2 separate regions of the Homo sapiens genome follow, and region 1 is linked to region 2. Evidence: chromatin loops called from intact Hi-C (ENCODE). Cell type or tissue: PC-9. All regions are shown on one strand.

Region 1 (8,000 bases), 98 kb after region 2:
TTTCTTTTAGCAGACAGGTTGAGCAACTGGTTGGAATATTTTTCAATTCTAAATAATCTTGTGCAAAAGCTTCCTAAGAAGCACTTGGTAAATCAGTTGAGACCTTTTCTGTGCTGGAATCTGTCCCAAAGTCCCTAGTATAGAAACCTCTGGTTTGCAGATGGCAGGCAAAAGACCTGGGGGAAGCTACTCAACTTTATCTTTCTATCAGGATTTGGAGCTTATACGTCTGCTCTCAAAAACTTTTGCAAACACCAACTATTCACCAATGAATGCAACTTTGAACTGTTTGCTATTCAAAATCTAACAAAAGCTTGGCTGACAAGGGAGATTCTAAATTCTATGTTTCGTTCAAGTTTGCTTAGCTGAAAGAATGGGCATTCTGAAGCTGTCTTTTTTATTTGTTTACTTAATAATAATTGTGTCACTTTTGCTTTGTAATGCCAAGAAACCCAGGAGTAAATTTGAACTCTTTTATTATATTTATACATCAGTTTTCTTCTTTGTCATGGTCTAGATTTTCTACTTTTCTATTTGTCTTTGTTCTTATTTGGTCTTTATTTTATTGTTTGTTTATATTTGTGCTGTAAGCTACCTCAAGTTCTTCTGAGCATCAGATAGCATATAAATACATACATAAGCTAAATGTAAATTTTCTTGAATCTATGGTGTCTCTGTATCTCTGTGATCCCAGTATGTTTTGAATGTTATTCCAATGGTACAAGTATCTATTTATCCTAATCTGAACTCTAGTAAAAAATGCCTGAAAATTCCCCTCTGAATGATCAAGAAGAGGTTCTACAATTTTGTGAGCTTCTAGCTCTCCTAATTCTTCTTTCTCTATTTCTGCCAGAATTAGTTGTTATGGGAACTGTGGTTTGGGGTTGTTTATAACTACAGCATACTTGGCCTAATCCTATTTAATACAGCGACCAAATTTATACAAATCAAATCTGTGGCCATGATAGATCTGGTGAACTGAAACAGAGATTCGGGGTTATCATGATTAGGGGATTAATTACAAATAGGGCTCAATTTGCAGGAAGATCTCTTTCAATAGCCGCAGAAGGGGAATGGGAAATAAAGGTAATAGTCTAGAATCTGTTAGATGCTAATCTCCTAAGAATCTAAAAGATGAGATTGACCAGATATAGGAGAGGATTTCAGCAGAAATTAAAGATGCTTTTGATGTGAAGCATCTTCCATAATGAAATCTGGACCATAAGGAGTGATCCTTGGAAACCAGATGCCAAGTTTACCCGGAATAAACATAAGGACAAACTTCCCATTTCTGTGCAAGAACCAACAGCAGTGTAAGGAAGAGAGAACCACAGTGGCCTCGCAGAGGATCAGGGGAGGCACCTGCAGCAGCAGATACGGGGAAACTCCTCCCTTGAAAGACTTGTGGGCAACACTTTGCCATGAGGAGACTGAAGCAGAAAGGGACTGGTTTCTGAGCACAAGTGAAACACCACCTATGTCTCACAGGATACTACGTGGGATTGCTCTGAGAAGAGGCTGCGCTGTAGCATCAGCAGCAGGTGTGAAGTCAGTCAGAGTGATGTTACTAATGTCATTGGTAAAGATTAGGTTGAAGGCATCTTCTTTCCTTCCAGGGTTTTTGCCAATCAAATATACACAGAAATACTTGAGTCAAATGGGATGAAAACACCAGCTTTGTTATCCAGATGATAAATCTTCCTGGAAAACTGATTTGGGGACATACATCAAATGGGAGGTCAAAATTGGGATTCCTAATTACTTACCCTTAGAACTGAACTAATTGGCCCCCAGTATGACATGTCTACCCCACTTTCTTACCCAGACACTGGTGGAAAAGCAAAAACAGAAAGAGGGAGGATTTCCTGGCTTGTTCACTTAACATGTAGACACTGTCAGAGTAAAGTGAGTCCTCCACAAATCAGGAAAGCACACTAGAGAATGAATGTTTTGCTTTTGAGGCAAAGTAATCTTACTTAGTAGCACAGACAATACTGTCTAATGGTAACCAGGCCCACCCTCACCAATTAGATACACACTGTATCTATTTTTTTTTTTTTTTTGGACAGCTAGTAAGGAGCAGAAAGAAGGTGTTAACAGGTGACAAGAGTTCATTTCTCTATGGGCCAAGGCAGTCACTTGGTTAGAAAAAGAGAAAGCTTCCTTTGTATATGAGCCATTGGCTGGTGGGCCCTCATAACATCTGGCATATAATTAGAGAAAGGCAAATCTTTTACACAAAGTATTTACAGGCCATGTCTATGGGGACAGTGGCTGTAGGGTATTTACTAAGTCAAGAGGGCAGTAGCTAGCCTAACCATGAGCAATTGCACAAGGGTGCTGATACGGACAGGAGACCGAAATACTGGGTAGAAGAGGGTGGTTCCCGGCAAAGGCCCCACCCTCAAGCCTGAAGACCGTGGCACTAAATGAGGACAGGCATTCCTGTTTTCGTGCCCAAAAAGTTGGCTTTTGGCCTGCCATGTCCCCTATTATGCACCCATATAAACCCCGAAGCCCGGGCTCCAGAAGCAGACCAGCAAACCAGCAGACCAGCAGGTGGACAGCCAAACGATGCGGCAGAGAAAGAAGGAAGAGGAGGAACATCTGAACACCGAGAGGAGTTCAGCTGGGGGTGGTTGGAGAGGAGTCCAGCCACTGGGCAGCCCAACTCCAGGGGAAGATCATCATCCCATTCCATCCCCAGCTTCTGGGTTCCCATCCATCTGACTGAAAGCCAGCTCCACCACTCTATAAAACCTCACATTCATCCTTCAAGACTGTGTGTGACCCAATTTTTCTGGGACACTGGGCAAGAGCTTGGGCTACAGAAAGCTGTCACACTGGCCTTCTGCCCTTGTAAAAAGGCAGAGGGTCCACTGAGCTGGTTAACACTCAAGCTCTCTGTGGACAGCAAAGCTGAAAGAGCTTTGTAACAGTGGGATTGCAGCACCCATCCCTAGACACTACCATGGGGCTGAAGCCCAAAGCACTCACCCCAGCCTCTGCACCTGCCTGCCTGCTCTCCCTCCCACAAGGGGTTTCAGCAGCAGGGCGACTGAACGGGTGGGCCACATCCTTGTCAAACATCTGGTGAGGGGCATCAGGGAACTTTCCCGTTTCAGTGCCACACATCTACCTGGTGTAATCAAAGCCAGAGTGGTCAACGTTGGAAAGTCTGACCTCTGCTTTTCACCTGTTGCCTTCCATCTATGTGCTGTCATTTTTTCGGACTGAGTCAGCCTTTGTGGTGGAACTCTCTGAGTTGTCAACACAGCCATCTCATGGAAGTGGCTCTCAAAGTCACCTGATGGGATTGTTAATGGAGGAAAGCCTTCTGAGGCCACCCTATAAGTGCAAAGCATGGAGCCATAAATAATCCTGGAAAACTGGTTTGGGGACATACATCAAGTGGCCAAAATTGGGATTCCTATTACTTACCCTTAGAAGTGAACCAATTGGCCCCCAGTGTGACATGTCTCCCCTGCTTTCCTACCCAGACACTTTCCTACCCAAAGCAAGCATGGGGATGGGGGCTACACGTACAATACAATAGGTTCTGGATATCTGTGGCAGATATATGGCAGGTTTAAAAAAAAATCACTCAATGTAAGTCAATGAAGTTACATTAAATTGTTTCCATAGCTCTTGTAATAAAGCCCTACTGAGAAGCAACCCCCTCCTCCCAGATTCGGTTCATATATAATAAATGAATACTGTGATACTGGGGTGCAGGAGAGAGCTGTATGGCTATTCAAATTCCTGTCCTAGAAACATTAAAAATTACCCTGTGTCTTTCAGGGTTTCTAGCAAATGGATGCAGCCAGGGATTACAGATCTATGAGTGATAAGAATGGTCTATCAAATCTCCTTATTGAAAGAAAATAAGGAGGCAGGGGGACAGTGGTGACATGACATGGGAGGGTCAGCACAAAGGGGCCCACAAAACAGATATCAATTCATTCCTCTTTCCAGTGCAATGACTGGATCCCAGAGACTATGTGGTTGGTATCAGGGGAGGTCTTGGAGCAGGGCCTCCTGGACAGGGCCAGGTAGATCATCCTCTTGCCTGTGTGAGGGCAGCTCTGAGCTCCACAAGGCAGATATTGCAATGGTGATCAAAGGGAAATGCTTTAGGTGTCTTTATGGCCAAAAATACATACTCCACAATACTTCTTTCTCTTAAGTCATTTACTATTATTGTGTGGACTCCTCACACAATGCCAATCACTTGTTAAAATTTAAACAATAATGATCATTTAGTTGTTTTGTCCACTTGAAACCCAAAGGTAAATCTGGCTAATGCTGCCTCAAAATGGGCCAGGCATTTATTCGGTCGTTGTTGTCTTTGGGATGGCTTTGTTTTCTGTTGATATTTGGTTTCCCTTAGTTTGGTTTGGTTTAGTTGGACCTGGTTTGATGCTGGTATTTGGGTTCACAAAGCCCATTGCTCTGCTGTCCACTCTTTCCACACGGAATCCTTCTGGCTGAGGCCTGTCTGAACTGCCAGTGCAGGCCCTGGAGCCCTGACTCTGTACCTCATAGAATCTGTCTTCTTTTCAGGAGAGCTAAGTGTTAACATTGTCCTGAACACATTTGCCTTTCAAGAAGATTAATGGAGTTCAGTGTGCAGCAGATAAGCTTGCCTGGGAGGAGCAGGCGAGAGCTAAGCTGTGTCAACACAGCCTAAGGGCAGGAGAGAACCAAATTGATTACTCAGATACTCTCCACCTCTCCCTCCTTCCCCCTTCCATTTTCAATTCTAATACAATTTGATGTCTGTGTATAAATGCCAAGATAGATGGGGAATAAGCTTATGAAATGGCTGCTTGAAGTGCTAATCCATAAGAAATGCTAAAATGCACCCAGAAATGCAGCAAAAAGGATAAAATTGGATTTCCCAGGAGGGCATTCCATGAAGTTGTCAAAGATTATGAGGACATGCCACACTGGGGGAAGGGCTGCAGGTGCAAACAGACAATGCGAGACCCCCAGGGGGCCTGTGAGAGGACTGATGACTGCTAAAATTCCTTTCTGAGGAGGGTGAATCTGTTGATGCTATCATTCATTTTCCAAAGAAAAAGTGCAGCAAATTATTTTGCAAGGAGGGAAGTAGAAAGCATCCAGCAAGGGTCACCGTCCTCCACCCTTTCCCCATGTAGCAGTGACTATCACCTTTCAATAAATTAGAAAATAAATATTTAAAGGAGAATACCAAAGTGCTATCCTGCTAAGGGCAGCTGTATTAAATTGCCTCCAGTGTCTTTTCAGCCTGGAGGCCTTCTTGCTTCTGTAGTGGGTGGGGACAGCTTTCAGACAGATCTGTTTTGACCTTTCCTATAACAACAGCCTCTGCAAAGTTATCATGGATTTAAAACTCCTCCTTACTTGGGATGCCTCCAGTTGGTGTCTCTCTGTTTAAATGACCTAGAGATAGCAGACTTCAGGGAGGTTTCTGGTTCTCTTGAATTTAATAAAAATAGAGATAGATAGCCACTTGCTAGCAGTGTGACCTTAAAGAAGTTACTGAACCTCCTGAGGCTCCATGTTCTCGTTCAGAAATGCATTATTATCTCAAGTTAACAAATGTAAATTATCTCAATTACCCATTTTTTCAGGATTGTCAAAGAATATTAGTAATGTCAAATTATTAAACAGATGTTAGCTACTGCGAATACTACTGCTACTACTAATGCTGATAATAATGAGAATAATAGTGGTGAATTTGCCAGCATTGTGGAACTTATCAAAATTGCACAGGACAATGAGCAATAGTCTTAGGCAGGGGTCCCCAGCCCCCAGACCACAGACTGGTAATGGTCTGTGGTGTGCTAGAAACTGGGCAGCACAGCAGGAGGTGAGCAGCAAACAAGCATCATCTGAATTTACAGCCACTCCCCATTACTTGCATTACTGCCTGAGCTCTGGCTCCTGTCAGATCAGTGATGGCATTAGATTTTCAAAGGAGCACAAACCCTATTGTGAACAGTGCATGTGAGGGATCCAGGTCACGTGATCCTTATGAGAATCTAATGCCTGATGATCTGTCATTGTCTCCCATGACCCCCAGATAAGACTACCTAGTTGCAGGAAAACACACTCAGGGCTCCTGCTGATTCTACATGATGATGAATTGTATCGTTATTTCATTATATATTACAATGTAATACTAGAAACAAAGTGCACAACAAATGCAATGTGCTCCAATCATCCTGAAACCATCCCCCACCCCACTGTGTGTGGAAAAAATTGTCTTCCGTGAAACTAGTCCCTGGTGCCAAAAAGGTTGGGGACCACTGGTCTAAGGTATACATTTCCATCAGAAAATGGTTTCAACCCATTCAGATTATAGTGTTTGGGGAAGAAAAAGACAAACAGATGAGAGACCTTGATGACATCGTAGAAGAGAAACTTTGTACAAGACGAATCTGCAGCTGAATAAAGTGTCTATCCCCTACATAGCCCCAGTGCATGAATGGTTGCTATGGACTGAATGTTCATGTCCCTCTCCAAATTCATGGAATTGGATTCCATGAATCCAATTATGTTGAAACTCTAATCCCCAATGTGATGACGGTATTTGTAGATGGGACCTTTAAGTGGTAACTCAGTCATGAAGATAGAGCCCTCATGATGGGATTCATGCCCTATTAAAAGAGACATGAGAGACCTTGCTTCCTCCCTCTGTTCTCTGCCATGTGAAGATACAAGAAGAAGATGGACATCTACAAAGCAGGAAGTGGGCCCTCAACAGACATTGGATTTACCAACACCTTGATCTTGGCCTTTTAGTCTCCAGAACTGTGAAATAAGCTACCCAGTCTATGGTAATTTGTTATAGTCACCTAGACTGACTAAGACAATGATTATGTGCTATAAAATGCCATGCAGTAAAATATTTTGGCTGGTCGTAGGGCCTGCAGCCCAGTTACCATGGCAGAGTCCCTCTCCTCAACTCTTCCTTTCCCACCCTCTGTGATAGATGAGTTTTCCTCTGGGGTTCAAGTGCTTCTGGCCGGTAAACATGGGTGACCCGCCTTCCCTTTTTATCCATGCAGCCATAGGTACAGGAAGAGATGGGCAGTATGAGTATTGCACACCCAGTGTCTAATAAACTAGGATGTTCCCAACTGATGATAAGCCATAGGACAGCAGAACAAGACTCCTGAGAAGGAACTCACTCCAAGGAAAGGGAAAGTCTGGATTTACAAACTAGACTGTACATCACCATGAGAAAGAAGTAATGAAAACAGTGTGCTGCCTGAGCTAAAACTTGCCTGGATCCAAATGGGCATGTATGTCCTGTGAGCAAAGCGTTATCATTATTTCAAAATAAATGCCATGACCCTTCAACATTCAAGTGACACACAGAGGAGCTTCTCACTACACATAGGTCATGAGAGGGGCCTCTGGCTTTGCCAAATCAGGTTCGTCATTTGAAATAGCAGATCCATTAGGAAACCCTGGCAGATCATGTGGTGACAACCAGACTTCTCTTTCTGGGTCTCATCTTGAGGGGAGCATCTGGGCTCCTTTCTTGCTTATAGAAGATTGGCCAAGATTTATTCACAGCCACAGAATATTCTCTGCAATAGCAGGTCAAAGGAACCACAGAAAGGGCCTGGAATTCCAACTATTAAAGATGTGGTTTCAGAGCATTTTAGTTTGGGGCGTAAATACATGTGCAATCTAAATAATAATTAATACTTGCCATTTGAAAAACTCTGCAACACAGGGTGATCTAATGCCCCAGTCTTCTCAGGACTGAGGGTTTCCTGGAATGCAAAACTTTCCATCTTAAAAGTGATAATAAAATATAACTGCAACATAACATATATATAATGTGTGTGCGTGTGTGTGTGTGTAAAACATAGGTAGAGATACGACAATAAAAGTATATAGGTGGAGATACATACATACATAGGTAGAGACAGGACAATAAAAGTCACCAGGTGACCAGACCGTAGGTAACCAGGTAATCAGACCATATATGAAACTGT
Region 2 (8,000 bases):
AGGAATGTAAAAAATAACTATGCAATGTTGCTAAGGAAAAGTTTCATTTTTTCATAATGTTGAGGAAAAGCTGTGCTTATGGTGAGGCTCTGGGAAAACTGACATGCAGTGTGTTCTCTTTAGCTAATCTATTCTTAAAAGGTAAAACCAAAACACCTAGATATTGTAAGATGAGCACATGTCAAAGATTTTATATTGCTCAATAATTAATAAGGGAACCATCAAGATGTTAGAATTGGCTTGCAGGGCAATTCAAAGAATCACACATATACAGTGTTTGCATATGCTAAAGTTAGATCCTGCTTATATGATAATATGATTTGACTGTGTCCCCACCAAAATCTCATCTTAAATTCCCATTTGTTGTGGGAGGGACCCAGTGGGAGGTAATTGAATCGTGGGGACAGGTCTTACCTGTGCTGTTCTTGTGATAGTGAATAAATCTCATGAGATCTGATGGTTCTATAAGGGGCAGTTTCCCTGCACAAGTTCTCTCTCTTGCTGCCACCATGTGAGACATGCCTTTCACTTTCTGCCATGATTGTGAGGCCTCCCCAGCCACATGGAATTGTAAGTCCAATAAACCTCTTTCTTTTGTAAATTGCCCAGTCTCAGGTTTGTCTTTATCAGCAGTGTGAAAATGAACTAATACAGTAAATTGGTACCAGTAGAGTGAGGTGTTGCTGAAAAGATACCCAAAAATGTGGAAGTGGCTTTGGAACTGGGTAACAGGCGGAAGTTGGAACAGTTTGGAGGTCTCAGGAGAAAACAGGAAAATGTGGGAAAGTGTGAAACTTTCTAGAGACTTGTCGAATGGTTTTGACCAAAAGCCTGATAGCGATATGGACAATAAGGCCCAGCCTGAGGTGGTCTCAGATGGAGATGAGGAACTCGTTGGGAACTGGAGCAAAGGTGACTCTTGTTATGTTTTAGAAAAGAGACTGGTGGCATTTTGCCCCTGCCCTAGAGATTTGTGGAACTTTGAACTTGAGAGAGATGATTTAGGGTATCTTGTGGAAGAAATTGCTAAGCAACAAAGCATTCAAGATGTGACTTGGATGCTGTTAAAGGCATTCAGTTTCATAAGAGAAGCAGAGCATAAAAGTTTGGAAAATTTTCAGCCTGACTATGTGACAGAAAAGAAAAACCCATTTTCTGGAGAGAAACTCAAGCTGGCTGCGTAAATTTACATAAGTAACGAGGAGCTGAATGTTATTCCCAAAGACAATAGGGAAAATGTCTCCAGGGCCTGTCAGAGGTCTTCACTGCAGCCCCTCCCATTATAGGCCTGGAGGCCTAGGAGAAAGTGGTTTAGTGGGCTGGGTCCAAGGTCTCCCTGCTGTGTGCAGCCTAGGGACTTGGTGCCCTGAATCCCAGCAGCTCTAGCCATGGCTGAAAGGGCCAATGTACAGCTCGGGCCATGGCTTAAGAGGGTGCAAGCCCCAAGCCTTGGCAGCTTCCATGTGGTATTGAGCCTGAGAGTGCACAGAAGTCAAGAATTGGGGTTTGGAAACCTCCAGCTAGATTTCAGAGGATGTATAGAAATGCATGGATGCCCAGGCAGAAGTTTGCTGCAGGGGTGGGGCCCTCATGGAGAACCTCTGCTAGGACATTACGGAAGGGAAATGTGAGGTTGGAGCCCCCACACAGAGTCCCTACTGTGGTACTGCCTAGTGGAGCTGTGAGAAGACGGCCACCATCCTCTGGACCTCAGAATGGTAGATCTACTGACAGCTTGCACTGTGTGCCTGGAAAAGCCACAGACACTCAACACCAGCCTGTGAAAGCAGCCAGGAGCAGGGCTAAATCCTGCAAAGTCACAGACATAAAGCGCCCAAGACCATAGGAACCCACCTCTTGCATCAGCCTGACCTGGATGTGAGACATGGAGTCAAAGGAGGGATTTTGGACTTGCATGGGGCCTGTAGTCCCTTTGTTTTGGTCAAATTCTCCCATTTGGAATGGCTGTATTTACCCAATACCTGTGCCCCCATTGCATCTAGGAAGTCACTAACTTGCTTTTGATTTTACAGGTTCATAGGCAGAAGGGACTTGCTTTGTCTCAGGTGAGACGTTGGACTGTGGACTTTTGAGTTAATGCTGAAATGAGTTAAGACCTTGGGGGGACTGTTGGGAAGGCATGATTGGTTTTGAAATGTGAAGAAATAAGATTTGGGTGGGGCTGGGGAGGAATAATATGGTTTGACTGTGTCCCACCCAAATCTCATCTTGAATTCCCACGTGTTGTGGGAGGAACCCAGTGGGAGGTAATTGAATCATGGGCACAGGTCTTTCCTGTGCTATTCTTGTGATAGTGAATAAGTCTTATGAGATCTGGTGGTTCTATAAGGGGGAGCATCCCTGCACAAGTTCTCTCTCTTGCCACTGCCATGGGAGATGTGCCTTTCACCTTCTACCATGATTGTGAGGCCTCCCCAGCCATGTGGAACTGTAAGTCTGGCAAACCTCTTTCTTTTGTAAATTGCCCAGTCTTGGGTATATCTTTATCAGCAGTGTGAAAATGGACTAATACACATGAAGTATGTAAAATAGTCAAATTCCTAGAATAAAAGAATGGAATAGTGGTTACCAGGGGCTGGGACAGGGGAAGTGGGGAATTACTGGTCAGCTGGCATAAAGTTTCAGTTAAGCATGATGAGTAAGTTCAAGAGATCTGCTGTACAAAATGGTTGTCAATAATACTGTATTGCCCACTTAGAAATGTGTTAAGCAGTTAGATTCCCATGTTAAATTTTCTTAACACAATAAAATAAAATTAAAAATTAAAAGGACTTGCCACTGCTTCCGAGAAGTGTTCCTGGAAATCCCCAGCTTGGGGTCTTTTCAGGTCTCTCCAACCACTCTGGTATCTCTAGTAAGCTTTGCCTGTCTTCATCATTTCCTTTATTATATTTTAATTAAATATTCCATTTAAGTATCTGAGTTCATCACTAATATGTAAGCTAAAGACTATGTTTTATCTGCTACTTTATACCTGGTATTCAACACACAGTATGCATTCCATAATGTTTGCTGAATTGAGAGAGGCTTTTTGTATTGATTATGAGGATGGTGAAGATGATTATGGTGAACGTGCAATCTAATTTGTAGCTATGAATTTTGATCACAATAGAAAGGTAACAGCTTGTTTTGCCTTCAGGGCTTTAAAAATGTTACGTGAATATGAATATGAAAAAAACAACATAAAATATGTGTAATAATAGCAAATGTATACATGTATCTGTGTATATATATATATATATAAGACTGGAATGATACCTTTTAAACAAAGAATACCAAAGATCAGTAATAAGTGATAATATTGAACCTTCCTCCAAGCTTTCAATAAGAAAGCTTGGAGCATCCTTTCAATAAGAGCCTTCAGTTGCCGTGACTGTGGGGTTGGTATTATCTCCACCAATACAACATTGAGTTTTTTAAAGCAATAATAAAAACTTGATTCCATTGTAGTTAGTTGTAGGGACTTGCTACAAAGAGGATTTGCCAGTATTGGCCTGCAAGCCACCGTGCCGATTTCTGGAAAGAAGAATGATGACAGATTCAGGGATTAATAATGGCTGTAAGCCTTTCTTCCTCTGCATTCATGATCTAAGGAGGTCCACACCTCAGTTTCTTGTTTCCCCAAATAGGGATAATACTAGTTTTGACTTATATTTTCAAAAGATTTTGCTAGAAAACCAGAAAAATAACTGTGTAGTGAATGTAAATGACCACCAAGCCCAGCACCCCAGCACACAGAAGTTGCTTAATTAAGGCTCTGGCAGCCGGGTGTGGTGGCTCATGCCTGTAATCACAGCACTTTGGGAGGCTGAGGCAGGCGGATTGCCTGAGCTCAGGAGTTTGAAACCACCCTGGGCAACATGGTGAAACTTCTCTACTAAAATACAAAAAAAAATTAAAAATAAAAATAAAAATTAGCCAGGCATGGTGGCATGCACCTGTAATCCCAGCTACTTGGGAGGCTGAGGTGGGGGAATCACTGAACCTGGGAGGTGGAGGTTACAGTGAGCCAAGATCTTGCTACTGCACTACAGCTTGGGTGACAGAGTGACACTCCGTCTAAAAAGAAAAAAAAAAAAAGGCTCTGGCTAATGTGTTAGAAATCCAAGTCAAGAAGAGGGAACTCTTTGATGTCCCAGTCCAGACTGACTGGTAGAAGCCTTCTCAACTGGCAAATACCCTTGTCATTTCTCCTGGCAGGCTTCCCCATGTTATTTGTTTGCAGTGACATGACCCGCTGGTGCCCGGAGACAGGGCAGGGCAGAGAAAGCTTTGGAATCCACAGAGCTCATCGCCTTCCCTCACCCCAGCAAAGCTTTGTCCTCCAGCCCTGTCTCTGGGGCCCTGGGATCAGATTGCTTGCTTTCAGGTGCCAGAGAGACACTTTTCTGTTTGCTCTCCCACCCAGACTGCCCTCAGTTTGTCCTTCCCCCAGGTGGGGATGGCAAGTGACAGAGGCTGTTATGAAATGAATTGCTCTCCTTCCTCCCCTGCCTTTCTTTCCTCTGCCCCCTCAAACCACAAGAATATTTTGGCTTTTTTCCATCACTTAGGGTTTGTATTGTAGATTTGAGTCTGTTCTTGTTCATTGTAAATAGCCCAGAAGTTAGGTTGGGAGTGCAGTCTTTAAAGGTAGGCTACTCTTGGGGACACGAGGGAATGCATGGAGCTGCCTGCACTGGTGATGATGACTTCCTTTGATCCTAGCCCATGCAGCTTGTGGTGCCCTAGTGTTTCCATCCTGCTCCAGGTGGCCTTGTCACTGGCTTATTTTCCACTTGCCTCAGGTATAAAATATTATCTCTTTGAGTACCTTCCATGCCCCCAACAGCTGGCAGAGATTCCTGGTCTTGCTCTCTACCTCTCTGGCCTATGCCCCAATGACATGACCCACTGGTGCCTGCAAGATATTTTCCTGAGGATATTTTCTTTTAGAAGAGAACACCTATTGTTCTTAAAGATGGCAGAACTTCTATGTGACTGAGTAACTTCTGTGTTGCAAGTTAACAGAATTAATAGAAAGCCAGGTCAAACTGGCTTAAGAAAAAACAAAAACAAACAAACAAAAAAACTGGTAGCCACTTCTTCATATAACTGAGAAGCCCAAGAGTGTAGATTAATGCGAGGGTTCAGAAATGCAATACCCAAGATGGAGGCTGCCTGCTGCTCAAGTTGCCAGATTTAGCAAATAAAAACAGAGCATACCCAGTGAAATTCACATTTCATATAAATAATGAACAACTTTTTTGTAGTATAAACATGTCCCTGTACTGCTTTCTCTATTTTATTGGACAACTCTACCTGCTACCATATGTCAGCTCTCTCCTTCCTGTGTTGAGATTACTCTCTGGCAGGCTCTGGGCATGAGGTGACAGAATGGTATCCCTAGACATACATTTCAAGGCTTAGGAACCATTGAAGAAGAGCCTCTCTTTCCCAAGAGTTCCATCAAAAATCCTAAGGTTGTATCTCATTGATCCAGCTTGGGTCCTGTGGCCACCTTGGAAGCAAACACTCTGTCCAAGGAGATGAAATGCAAGGTAGGTCTGCACCATACATCTACCTCTACAAATAGGGCGTAGATTTAGCCCCATCCAAACCACTTGAATGAAGACTGGGGAGGAGTGTTTCCCAAAGGAAACCCAGAGTGATGTTACTGGGAGAAGACAGATGGATGCTAGTCAGACATTGACTCTATGGTTAAATGGTAAATATCCTCTTAGGGCCAGGCCCCCTGGAACAATTCACATCACGCATTGGCTGCTTAGCAGCTGATGTGGGTCACATCCCATGGTTTTGGTCCCAGAGGGTGATTTTGGACAATGGATGGCAATTTAGTTAGCACCTGAATTAACAGTAAAGATAGTAAAAACAAAACAAACAAACAAAATTATCTAGTACCTTTTCTGTGTGAACTGCGATACCCAGTATGAGTCCTACACAAAGATAGGAAAGAAGACATGGCTGATGTCCAGAACTAACATTCTAGTGAGAGGCATCACATTGTGCCTTGTTATAGAGTCTCATGATACTTTCCTTATTTTTACCTCTAAGTAATTATGAATCTACAAAGGAAGAATAAATTAATCCCAGGTAAGGCTTATGAAGGAGACGCATTTGGGCTGGACCTTACAGAAAGAGTTTAGATAGGCAGCTATAGAGGGAAGAAAGAGAAAAATTCCAAACAGAGGAACTAGAATAAGCAAACCTGTTGACTTCAGGCTGCTGCCACCCACACTGGGCAGCATTGCCTTTCAGAGAGATGCATCTTGATATGGACACTTGACTTTACCGGGGGCCAGAGAAACACTAGAGAATGCCAGGAAAATAAATAATCTGATACTCTGAACGCTCCTTCAAATGCTTGTTCAGAGTGAATTTGTAGAGAAAGCTGAGTGATATAGGAGAAAAAGAAAAGGAGAAAGACCCTTGGGTGGGACACTCAGTCCGTTTTCTATTGTCCTTGGTAATTCCTGGCCCCAAATTTGCCTACTGCATTCAAGAATCAAAAGACCTTGAGTCAAATGGACTCATCTTCCTTGGTTATCAAATATCCGGGGTTAGTTAAGCTTAACCTTTGGGGGAAGGAGGGTCTCACCTCCTTGTCCCTAAGTGACTTCATTTTCCCTCTAAGCATTTATAGTACTCTTCCTAAGAGTCATTCTGGTAGGTTCTATTTTTTCCATCTCACATTGCCAGAATATTTTCTTTCACTGGTGCATTTAGCAGGATGGCTGGCCTTTTCCTCCAACTCGGACACCACTCCAAAGGGTTCAAGCTGGAAAAATGCTTTGCCCCTCTTCTCCGTGGCTCCCTGAGTGTTTTTCAGAGGAGATATGAGCATATGTCATTAGAACACATAGTCAAATACCACATAGAGTGTGAGGCTTTCTCCAGAATGGTGCTTTTTTGGGGTCTTTTTTTTCTTAAGCACAAACTCCCCTGTATTGCAGTAAGGATCCCGTAATGAAATGAACTGGAATATGTGGTTCTAGAAAAAAAAAAGATGGGAATGGAGAAAAAAACTATCTAGAAAAAAAAAATAGCAAGCTTGACCCATTGAAGGGAAAAGTTATACTCTTGAGTCAAGAATTAGGAATTGAATTAAACTAAAGAAAAAAACAATAGAGTAATAGATCTAAATGGTATTATATTATATTCCTGTTTCCAGGAGAAATCTCACCTACACTCCTTTTGGAAAACTGGGTTATATTGTCTTCTGTAGAGAAAATGGGCAAAACTTCACTTTATTTTATGGTTCAGTCATCAAGTCAGTTTTTGTGAATAAACTCAAGGTTCCTCCTCCCTTGCCACCAGCCCCATCCTCCCAAGGTGCCTGTGTGATTGTGCCTGCCCTTCCACTTCACACAGCATCATTCCTCTTGTCCTAGGCTCTTCTCCTCCAGGGTGAGTTTGTCCTTTCCATTTCTCAGATACTACGAGCCAGAGACAATAGCTCAGCCTAAAATTTGCCTTTTATTTGTTCTTATTCTCCCCATCTCTACAGAAAGGTGTTATTTTCCTAATTTTTTTAAATCCTCATGGAGAAACCCTAAATGTGTATTGTTAAACATGTCTGAAAAGCTACATCCTGACTTATTCCAATATATGACATTCTGGAAAAAGATCAATGGTTGCCAGAGGCTGGTGGGAGGGAGGGATGAATAGTTAGAGCACAGAGGATTTTTAGGGCAGTGAAACTATTCTGCATGCTATTGTAATGGTAGATACATCACATCATACCTTTATCAAAACCCATAGAACTGCACAATAAAGTGAAGTCTAATGTAATCTATGGACATTAGCTAATAATAATGTATCAATATTAGTACATCAGTTGTAACAAATGTATCGATCTCACTAATGCAAAGATGTTAAAAATAGGGTAAACTGTATGTGTGTGGAAGGGAGGGAGTATATGGGAACTCTCTGTACTTTCTGCTCAACTTCTATGTAAACTTATAACTACTCAAAAAATA

Evidence for each region. Hi-C counts contacts between places; a loop is a spot of excess contacts. Peaks named below come from ENCODE experiments on the same cell type or tissue, not always from the same donor. Only the 100,000 strongest peaks of a DNase experiment are listed, where the experiment ranks them.
Region 1: it touches region 2 in a loop (7-fold over the local background); 3 of 110 quality-filtered maps call a loop at or near these places.

What each region holds. Positions count from the first base shown.
Region 1 is chr2:217,286,692-217,294,691 of GRCh38, reverse strand. The region is part of intron 1 of DIRC3-AS1 (DIRC3 antisense RNA 1); the gene reads right to left. All of the region lies in intron 12 of DIRC3 (disrupted in renal carcinoma 3), which reads left to right. Among named protein-coding and RNA genes, the nearest start is that of DIRC3-AS1, 8.0 kb to the right of the region's middle. RefSeq lists enhancers at 2,276-2,776, 2,777-3,277. In PC-9, no CTCF peak of the experiment used is centred here; DNase peaks (open chromatin) are centred at 3,301 and 4,671; H3K27ac peaks cover 2,559 bases.
Region 2 is chr2:217,384,498-217,392,497 of GRCh38, reverse strand. All of the region lies in intron 8 of DIRC3 (disrupted in renal carcinoma 3), which reads left to right. Among named protein-coding and RNA genes, the nearest start is that of DIRC3-AS1, 110 kb to the right of the region's middle. RefSeq lists an enhancer at 4,088-4,257. In PC-9, no CTCF peak of the experiment used is centred here; a DNase peak (open chromatin) is centred at 4,257; H3K27ac peaks cover 2,111 bases.